Regions from separate parts of the Mus musculus genome. Here all the other regions are linked to region 1. A link is a loop called in an ENCODE intact Hi-C map of the cell type or tissue named here. Cell type or tissue: heart. All regions are shown on one strand.

Region 1 (2,500 bases):
GCTGGAACCTAAACAGACAACCAGAGGAAAACTAACCCAAGCCCATATAGGTAAGTACCTCTTGCCAAAGCAGGTAAAAAGGGGGTTCTAAGAGTTTATAAGCATAAAACCAGAAGCTGTGATCTGTTTAGAGTTCTTCAGATGCGACTGACAAAGTTTAGCTTTAGAAAACTAAACACAAGATGCCTTGGAAGAGCGACATGGAGAACAGCCATGGGAAAGCAAAACGGGAAAGGCAGATGGCCGGGGATGGCGTAGGGGGCCGGGGACAGCGTAGGGGCCAGGAGGAGCTAACTACCATGCTTTGAGATCCATATGGCTGGCACTGAGTGGTGCGGGATACCCCAGCAATGGCAAGGATGACCCAAGGATGACTGGTAGAGCTTTGGGTGTCTGTTCCCAGGACACCAGCTGTGGGCAGCTAGAAGGCTAGGATGGAGTTGGACAAGGTACGGAGAGTCGCTTTGTTTTCTTTGTCCCCTGCTACTTCCGGCTGGCATGGAAACGGTGTTCTGAGCAGCAGTGTAAGAAAGCCAATGCAGGCTTTCTCCGTCTGGTGTGTAGAAAAGTGGTTTGTGCTCTGCTTGTGACAGAGTGACACAATGCTACAAGCCATTAGGGGGCCTTGCCAGCCACTGAGCACAGGGCTTTTCTCAGCTAGCCTTGAAGAGGGACTTAGTTCTGGGTTTGGCCTCTTCCCATTACCCTGCCTCCAGTCACAGCTGGGTTCCTGGCCTGCCCGCCCATGTGAGCGCCATGCTTGCCCATGTGAGCGCCATGCCTGCCTGCCTTCCTTTGGAAGGACTGAGATCCTGGGATGCTGGAGTCTGCCTCCTTTCTAGTTGTGGGGCAAGATGAACAAAAGTGGCAGGCAGGGGAAGAGTTGAGAGAAATCACGCCTCAGTGAGCTGAGCTCCTGGACCACAAAAGGTAGCAGCCATCTCACAGATGAACCCTTGGTGTCCCTCTTTCCATGAAAGAAGGAGATGACAATTATGAAAGAAAGGACTTCAACTAAAAAAACTTTTAAAAAAAAAATCTATTTAGTGTGTTGGGGACATGGCTCAGAGATTAAGAGCACTGGGGGTTAGATTCCCAGCTAACGATGGTCTGTGACTCCAGTTCCAGGGTATCTGACGCCCTCTTCTGACCTCCTCAGAAGGCATGCATGTGGTATACAGACATACATGCAGGCAAAAACACTCATACACACAATTTCTTAAAAATCTATTTAGAATGAACCATAAACCCAAGAGCTATTTGAAAGAGGTGCTCCCGTAAACAAATGAGCCTCATCACCCTGGGGTGGTATTTGGAGAGGAAAACTCTGGGCCCTCACAAAGCAGGCCCCAGCAACTCTCCCAGACAGAGGAGCGCTATTCCTTTCTGTACGGCTGTGCGCTTAGTGAGCACTGGAGGGCAGTGTGGCTCTGGATACAGCTTCTGGGAGCCCTGCAGAGACACAGCCTAGCTATGGAGTTCCAACTGCTCTTGGATACAAGGAGCTGACTGGCAAGAAGCCTCAGTCACAGCTGTTTTGCTAATAACTCTATAGCCTAGGACAAATTAGGAGTAGGGACAAGGATGGGGGTGGGGGGAACTTCAGAGTCAGCAGGATCAGCCGGGAGCGGCATCTAAAACGTGGCTGAAATGGGCATCAAGGTGGGGGGCTCTGTTCACTTAGGCCTAGTGAGATTGGGCAAAATGCTGTCAGGTTCCGGATCTGAAAGATGGCTCTGGAATAGGCAAGCCTTGGGGCTGATGGTAAGCCCCCATTTTCAGTCTCCCGCTGTATCCTCAGTGTGTGGGGCAGCCCCAGCAATACTGGAGGGATACAGGACACCTGTGGGTGAATGGGTTGAAAATAGATGGAACGGAGGATCAAGATGAGGTGAAAACTGAAGCTGCCAGGACAAGACTGGTGTTAGGATGGAAAGAGCCAACCCAGTGCACGGTGCTTGTGGACTGAGGGTTGATTGGCACCGATTTTCATAAGAGTCACGCCACGTCACGCCACTGAAGTGACCTCGATGACTGCTGCTTCTCCCATTAATCCACCAACACTCACACACGCATTCCCCACCACACCTCCAAAAGAGCCACTCCCCCCTCAAGTAGAGAGCTACACTTGCTTGGAACTCACAGTACCCAAGGAGTCCACAGAAGTCCTTTGAAGTCCACAGACGACTTTGGCTTGGGACATCCCCACACCTCTCTCCTCTTCCCTTTTCTCCCTGTCCTCTGTGCTCAGGCCTAGCTTGTGTAAACAGTTCTTCCCCTCCTCCCCCCTCTTGGATAAGACAACTAGGCCTGGAGTAGGAGTAGCTTCCTGTCGGGAAGCCCTGGGTGGCCCGGACCCTTCCTCTGGATTTCAGGCAATCCCTCCATTTGTTTGTCTGCAGCAGTGGGAGGGTTCTGGAGGCTACACAAGGCAGCCTGCTGTGGAGCTCAAGGGCCAGGCCACTGCCCATCAGCATGCCATTCTCTACAGTCCTGGGTG
Region 2 (2,500 bases), 300 kb after region 1:
CTGGCTTCTTCTTTGTCGAGGAAATTCTTGCATGTTATGAACTAAATACCTATTTTATCTTGGAGATACTCGGTGCTGTTCCATCTGCTAGAACACAAGATTGTAAGCCACAGAAAGCGATCCGGTAAGTGCCTTTGATGTCTAAACTGGATGGAGAATGTTCTTAAGTCATGCTCTTTCTCACTGCACTTGAAGTACAAACTGATCTTGCACGGATGTCTAAAAAATTTATAGCACATCATACAATACGGAGCCAGCAGGTTACCATGGTGGAAAAGTTTCCCTCCATGAATGTCAGGGACAATATCGAGAAATGTCACTTTTCTTGCGATAATGCAGAAGCACAAGGACGTTAAAATGCGGTTTGAAGCAATCATATGGCATAAAACAAAATCTGTCCGACTATGCCAAAAGAAATTAGCCTTCTGACGTTAAAGTCCAATCTTAGAGGTAATGCATACAATTCAAGATAGAAAACGACACAGGATTCATGACTAGGCAAAGCAACTCCATTTAGACTGCATTACTTTCCTTCCATTCTAAAAAGCTTCCTTCTGGCTCAGCCTAGATGTCTTCACCACCTGCTGGAGGTTCTCTTTCCTTAGCCCCTCCCTCTACAGTCTGAGGTATCTTCTCACAGAGACACCTCTAAGGAAGTAATCATCCAGCAATAAAAACATCTAGAAAAGGCCCCAGAGTACGGTCTTGTTAGCTCCCAACCCCCTGCACCAAGCCAGGCTGTCCACTTTCCAGCAGGCACGTGTGTCTAAGAAACAATTTCATAGTTGAGAGGCTTTCTATGCAAAGCCGCTGCGGTGAAGTCCGCCCCTGTTGTGCAAGCTCACCCACCGAGCAGCCTCTAGGGGCTCTTCAAGGAGCCAGTGTGCTATGTGCTACACGCACACCATAGAGCGACTTGACCTCTTCAGCTCTACAACCGTTCCCAGAAAGCCATGTGACCTTGGACATCTTCATGCAGACGGGAAAGATCAATTTTTTAAAAAAATCAATTAAAAAAGAATTTTCTCCCCAAAGACTGGGTTCAAAGTGTCTTTAGTCTTGCCCAAGTATGTGTTTCCACAGCCATGAAAGAAGGTGTTTCATTAATCAGAGGAAACCAGCTTGTAGAGATCCCACCTCCTCCTCCTCCTCCCCGCGGGATCGCGCACCGCTCCACTAGGTGCACTGCTGCCATCTAGCGGTAAGAAGGAAAACAAGCTGCAGGTGTAAACCGGGGAAAGGCGAGCGGAGGTGCCAGCCAGATTCCTAAACTCCTTCCAACCAGGAAAGCAGATGGGATGCAGGGATGGGTTAGGCGGGCATGTGCTAGCTGACATGGTAAGCTAACTGATTCTATTTGCCCCAGGACACTTGGCCTACTGTTCTCATGTTACTACTCAATCTGGCTAGTTTAGGGAAGGGCTCTGTGTGTGGATACATTTGTGTGTGGATTTTAAAGACCCAGTTTCTACTAACCTGCCTGCACTGCCTGACTGCAGGCTTGCCAACCTCCTCGGTTTCCCACAAACCCTTTCTTAATATCTGCCATCCGAGAGAAACAACTTACTCGGCTGCCCACTGTATGAGATCAGGAGGCTGGGTCCGAATGGCATCTTTGGTAAACTGCTTCAGCAATTCCGGCAGCTCCGGTGGGATGCATACTTGCTTGTCTGTCTGAGGCATTGATCGCTTGACCTACAAACAGGACCAAACAGAACGCGAGGATTTTATTTGAGTCCTAAGCAATCATGAAACGTAAGAAAGCTGTTTAGAATAAGAGATCCTCTAGACCCTACATTAACACTCGTTTTGGAGTTTCTGCTAGTCTAGAAGTCTTTCTATTGGCTTAAACCCACGTCTGAGCAGCGGGTTTCTCTGGTGGGTGGTCCCCACGATACAAGTGACACAGAACGCAGGCAGAATAGGGAACCCGAAGAATCTGAGCTGACCCGGAGGCTAATGTGATTGGAAAGAACTCAAATGCTGGATATGAATGGCAGTGCAAGGAGGGGAGAGAAAGCAAAAGACCAGACTAAAAACTCCTTTTCCCTTTCTGGCTGCCACTATGTTTGGTGTGGGCGCAAAGGCTAACATCTTTTGTGTGAGAACTCAAACCGGAAACAATAGCCTGTGTGTAGTGATGCGCACTGAGAGCTGTCTCCATAGATTTTGGGGGGTGGGGTGGGGCAGGGTGGGGTGGGGAGAGAAACAGCCCCAAGAAGCCACAGGTCAGCTGTAAGTTTAGGTCTACACCAACAATGCCTAGTTGGAAAACCCTGAGAAGAAAAGACTGTGGTCTTAAGAGGTGGCATTTCCACTCCTCTTTAGTTGTTTGTTTGTTTATTTGGAAGAAGGGGATCGTGTTTAATTTTAGACTTCTTAAAGAGCCAACTATGTCTACATTTTACTAACATTTTTCACGAATATAAAAGATTATAAAAGTCATAAAAGTAACCACTATATATGTAAAAAGGAGAAATGGAGTTTACAAAAAGCCCCC
Region 3 (2,500 bases), 65 kb after region 1:
GCCAGGGCTACACAGAAAAACCCTGTCTCAAAAAACCAAGCCCCCACCCCCACCCCCGTCAAAAAAAGAGAATTTAGCCTTGACACAGATACTGTGTGTATATGTGTGGGGGTGTAATTTGAAAATATCCTAGCCCAAGGAAGTTCCCTGCCCAGGACTCAGACCTGATAATACAGAGTTATTAACTGTTTTTAGATCTTCCAGAACACTGCAGGAACTTAGATTCATCCATTTGGATGGGGAGGGAAGGCTATGTTGCCTGGTTAGTGATGGGGAAACAGGTATATTTGATGAGGGGCTGTTGAGAGCTAATTCGCAGGTCTCTTAAAACCATAAGAGAGCACTGAGATCTTTGAGGACTGGGGAAGTTGAGGTAATGCCTCCCTGCATGTAGGGAAGACTTGTCCACCTCATTGCTCTCTGTCACTGCTCACCTGCTCACAAGGGCTCACAGGACAGGCCCTGTGCTAAATACAACAACAGGAGGACAACGGGTCTCCCTACAGGAAGACTGCAGATGCTTAAACAAGCAATCAGTTAATTCCTGAACCCACGAGGGCCTGCAGGGCACAACTCCCTCCAGCAATGTCCTGCCATTGTTCACCTGGCTCCAGCCACCGTGGGCATCTCGAGTAGGCTGGTGCTGCTCCCACCCCAGGGTCTGAGCACTGGCTGTGCTGCCTGTCGCCTGCCTAGAACATCATCCAGCACAGGGGTATAAGGATGGCAAGCAAGCACTGACCTCTATTCATTTCCTCAAGAGCATGAATTGGCATGTGTCGTTAAGCTAGCTCCGTCGCCATCAGAAGGAGGGATGGTAAGGGTGGGGCCTTTGTCTGACCTGTGTCTTACAGTGTCCCCAGACCAGATGAATGCAGGTACTTAGCAAAAAGTAAGTCAGTGCAACAAGGGACGCAGAGTGTTAACAGGGTTTATTCTGAGGTGAATAGGGAAGGCTTCTGGAAGAAAGTGGCATCGTTTGTGGGAGCTAGGTAGGCTTTCAGAGTACAACTACAGAGACAAGCAGAGTGGTCCACGTTCAGCATAGAATTTGCGCTCAAGTCTCGAAAGAACGAGGGGGTGGTGTGTGTGTGTGTGTGTGTGTGTGTGTGTGTGTGTGTGTGTGTGTGTGTGTGTGGAGGGGGCATGGCAGCTGCAGAATCAGCTCCTCACAGGGGGAAAAACCCGGCAAGTGGAAGGTAATGCATTGCCGCACTGCGACATCTTGTGGTCAGAGTCTTGAGGTGCAACACAGGAGCCCATGGCCTGAAGTTGGTCTCAATCAATTGCTCATGTTTCTCACGTTTGGAGCTGTGTAGCCCAGGCTGACCTTGAACTTCCAATCCCACCTGTTCTTTACCTATCAGACAGATAATCAAGAGGTTGATTTTTTCGTAAAACCACTTCCTGGGACATTCTTGTTTAAAGTTTGGACACCCAGCATCACGGCACATATGGAACATTCCATGGTCTGTGGACAAGGCGCCATCCGTCTATTTAGTCCTCATGTGCCAGGGCTCCCATGTCACACAGAGGAAGGTGGTGCCTGGAGAGTTGACACCCCGGTGTCAGGACTAGGAAGTGGTGAATGGAATTCAGGTCAGGCAGCTGGCTTTGGAATCACACTTTCCACCATGCCACACGGAGAGGGACAGAACGGGACCTGGGTAGCTTTAGGGCAGGACAGAGCAGCAAATGAAGCAGGTGGGAATATGTCCCCTAGCAACTCCCAGGGGTCTGGAGCCAGAGCAGCTGCTAAGAAAGTCAGAGTAACTCCAACACTGGTGATGGTTGCAAGATAATGCTTGGAACCTCTAAAGCACCTTGGGGCAGGGAGCCAGAAATGTCACTGTGCCAGGCTTCCTCTGCCAGCCCTGTGCAGGGAAGTCTGCATTGGGCCCAAGTGGTTGTGTCTGTCTTATTTTCCATTTATGGTTCTGAGCCTCAGTCTGGCTTGGCCAGGCCAGCAGATCCCCCACCCAGGAGGGCACTCACTCACTGGGCTGCTGACAGCAGATCCAGGGGTCCTGATGGAGCTACGTGGCAGCTTTTCTCCTTTTTCTTTAAGACATACTTAGATGGGCAACCATGCAACCCTCCCCAGCCTTCCCAACACCCCAGCATCAGGTGAACACCTCAGAGTTCTCTATCCTTCATCTGAAGACCCCTTACCTAACTCTCTCTCTCCCTCCCCCTCTCTCCCCACCTCTCTCTCCCCTCCCTCCCTCCGTCTCTATCCCTCTCCCTCTCTCTCTCTCTCACACACACACACACACACACACACACACACAGAGAGAGAGAGAGAGAGAGAGAGAGAGAGAGAGAGAGAGAGAGAAAGAGAAAGAGAGAGAGAGAGAAACAGAGAGACACAGAGAGACTGTTAGCTGAGCCTCTAATCCAACTTAAACACAAACAGTTGGAGGCAGACAGCGGATTAGCTGACTATCAGAGGAAGCTGTCCACACAAGACTGGGTAAGGAGGCCCAGCCTATATCATTCG

The links. Peaks named below come from ENCODE experiments on the same cell type or tissue, not always from the same donor. Only the 100,000 strongest peaks of a DNase experiment are listed, where the experiment ranks them.
Region 2: it touches region 1 in a loop (4-fold over the local background); 8 of 42 quality-filtered maps call a loop at or near these places.
Region 3: a loop joins it to region 1, with 6 times the contacts of the local background. A loop is called at or near these places in 28 of 42 quality-filtered maps.

The regions. Positions count from the first base shown.
Region 1 is chr16:34,966,599-34,969,098 of GRCm38, reverse strand. The region is part of intron 22 of Mylk (myosin, light polypeptide kinase); the gene reads right to left. Among named protein-coding and RNA genes, the nearest start is that of E130310I04Rik, 8.9 kb to the right of the region's middle. In heart, a CTCF peak has its summit at 1,397 (motif pointing right); DNase peaks (open chromatin) are centred at 1,508 and 2,288; H3K27ac peaks cover 1,032 bases; H3K27me3 peaks cover 786 bases.
Region 2 is chr16:34,665,879-34,668,378 of GRCm38, reverse strand. Ropn1 (ropporin, rhophilin associated protein 1) reads right to left here. Exons shown (of 6, transcript NM_030744.2): 2 at 1,568-1,695. The coding sequence starts at 1,683. Among named protein-coding and RNA genes, the nearest start is that of Ropn1, 16 kb to the right of the region's middle. In heart, a CTCF peak has its summit at 1,193 (motif pointing left); a DNase peak (open chromatin) is centred at 1,198; H3K4me3 peaks cover 661 bases; H3K27ac peaks cover 648 bases; H3K27me3 peaks cover 1,068 bases.
Region 3 is chr16:34,901,196-34,903,695 of GRCm38, reverse strand. All of the region lies in intron 11 of Mylk (myosin, light polypeptide kinase), which reads right to left. Among named protein-coding and RNA genes, the nearest start is that of 1700119H24Rik, 37 kb to the left of the region's middle. In heart, a CTCF peak has its summit at 1,261 (motif pointing left); DNase peaks (open chromatin) are centred at 735, 1,235 and 1,615; H3K27ac peaks cover 1,169 bases; H3K27me3 peaks cover 1,620 bases.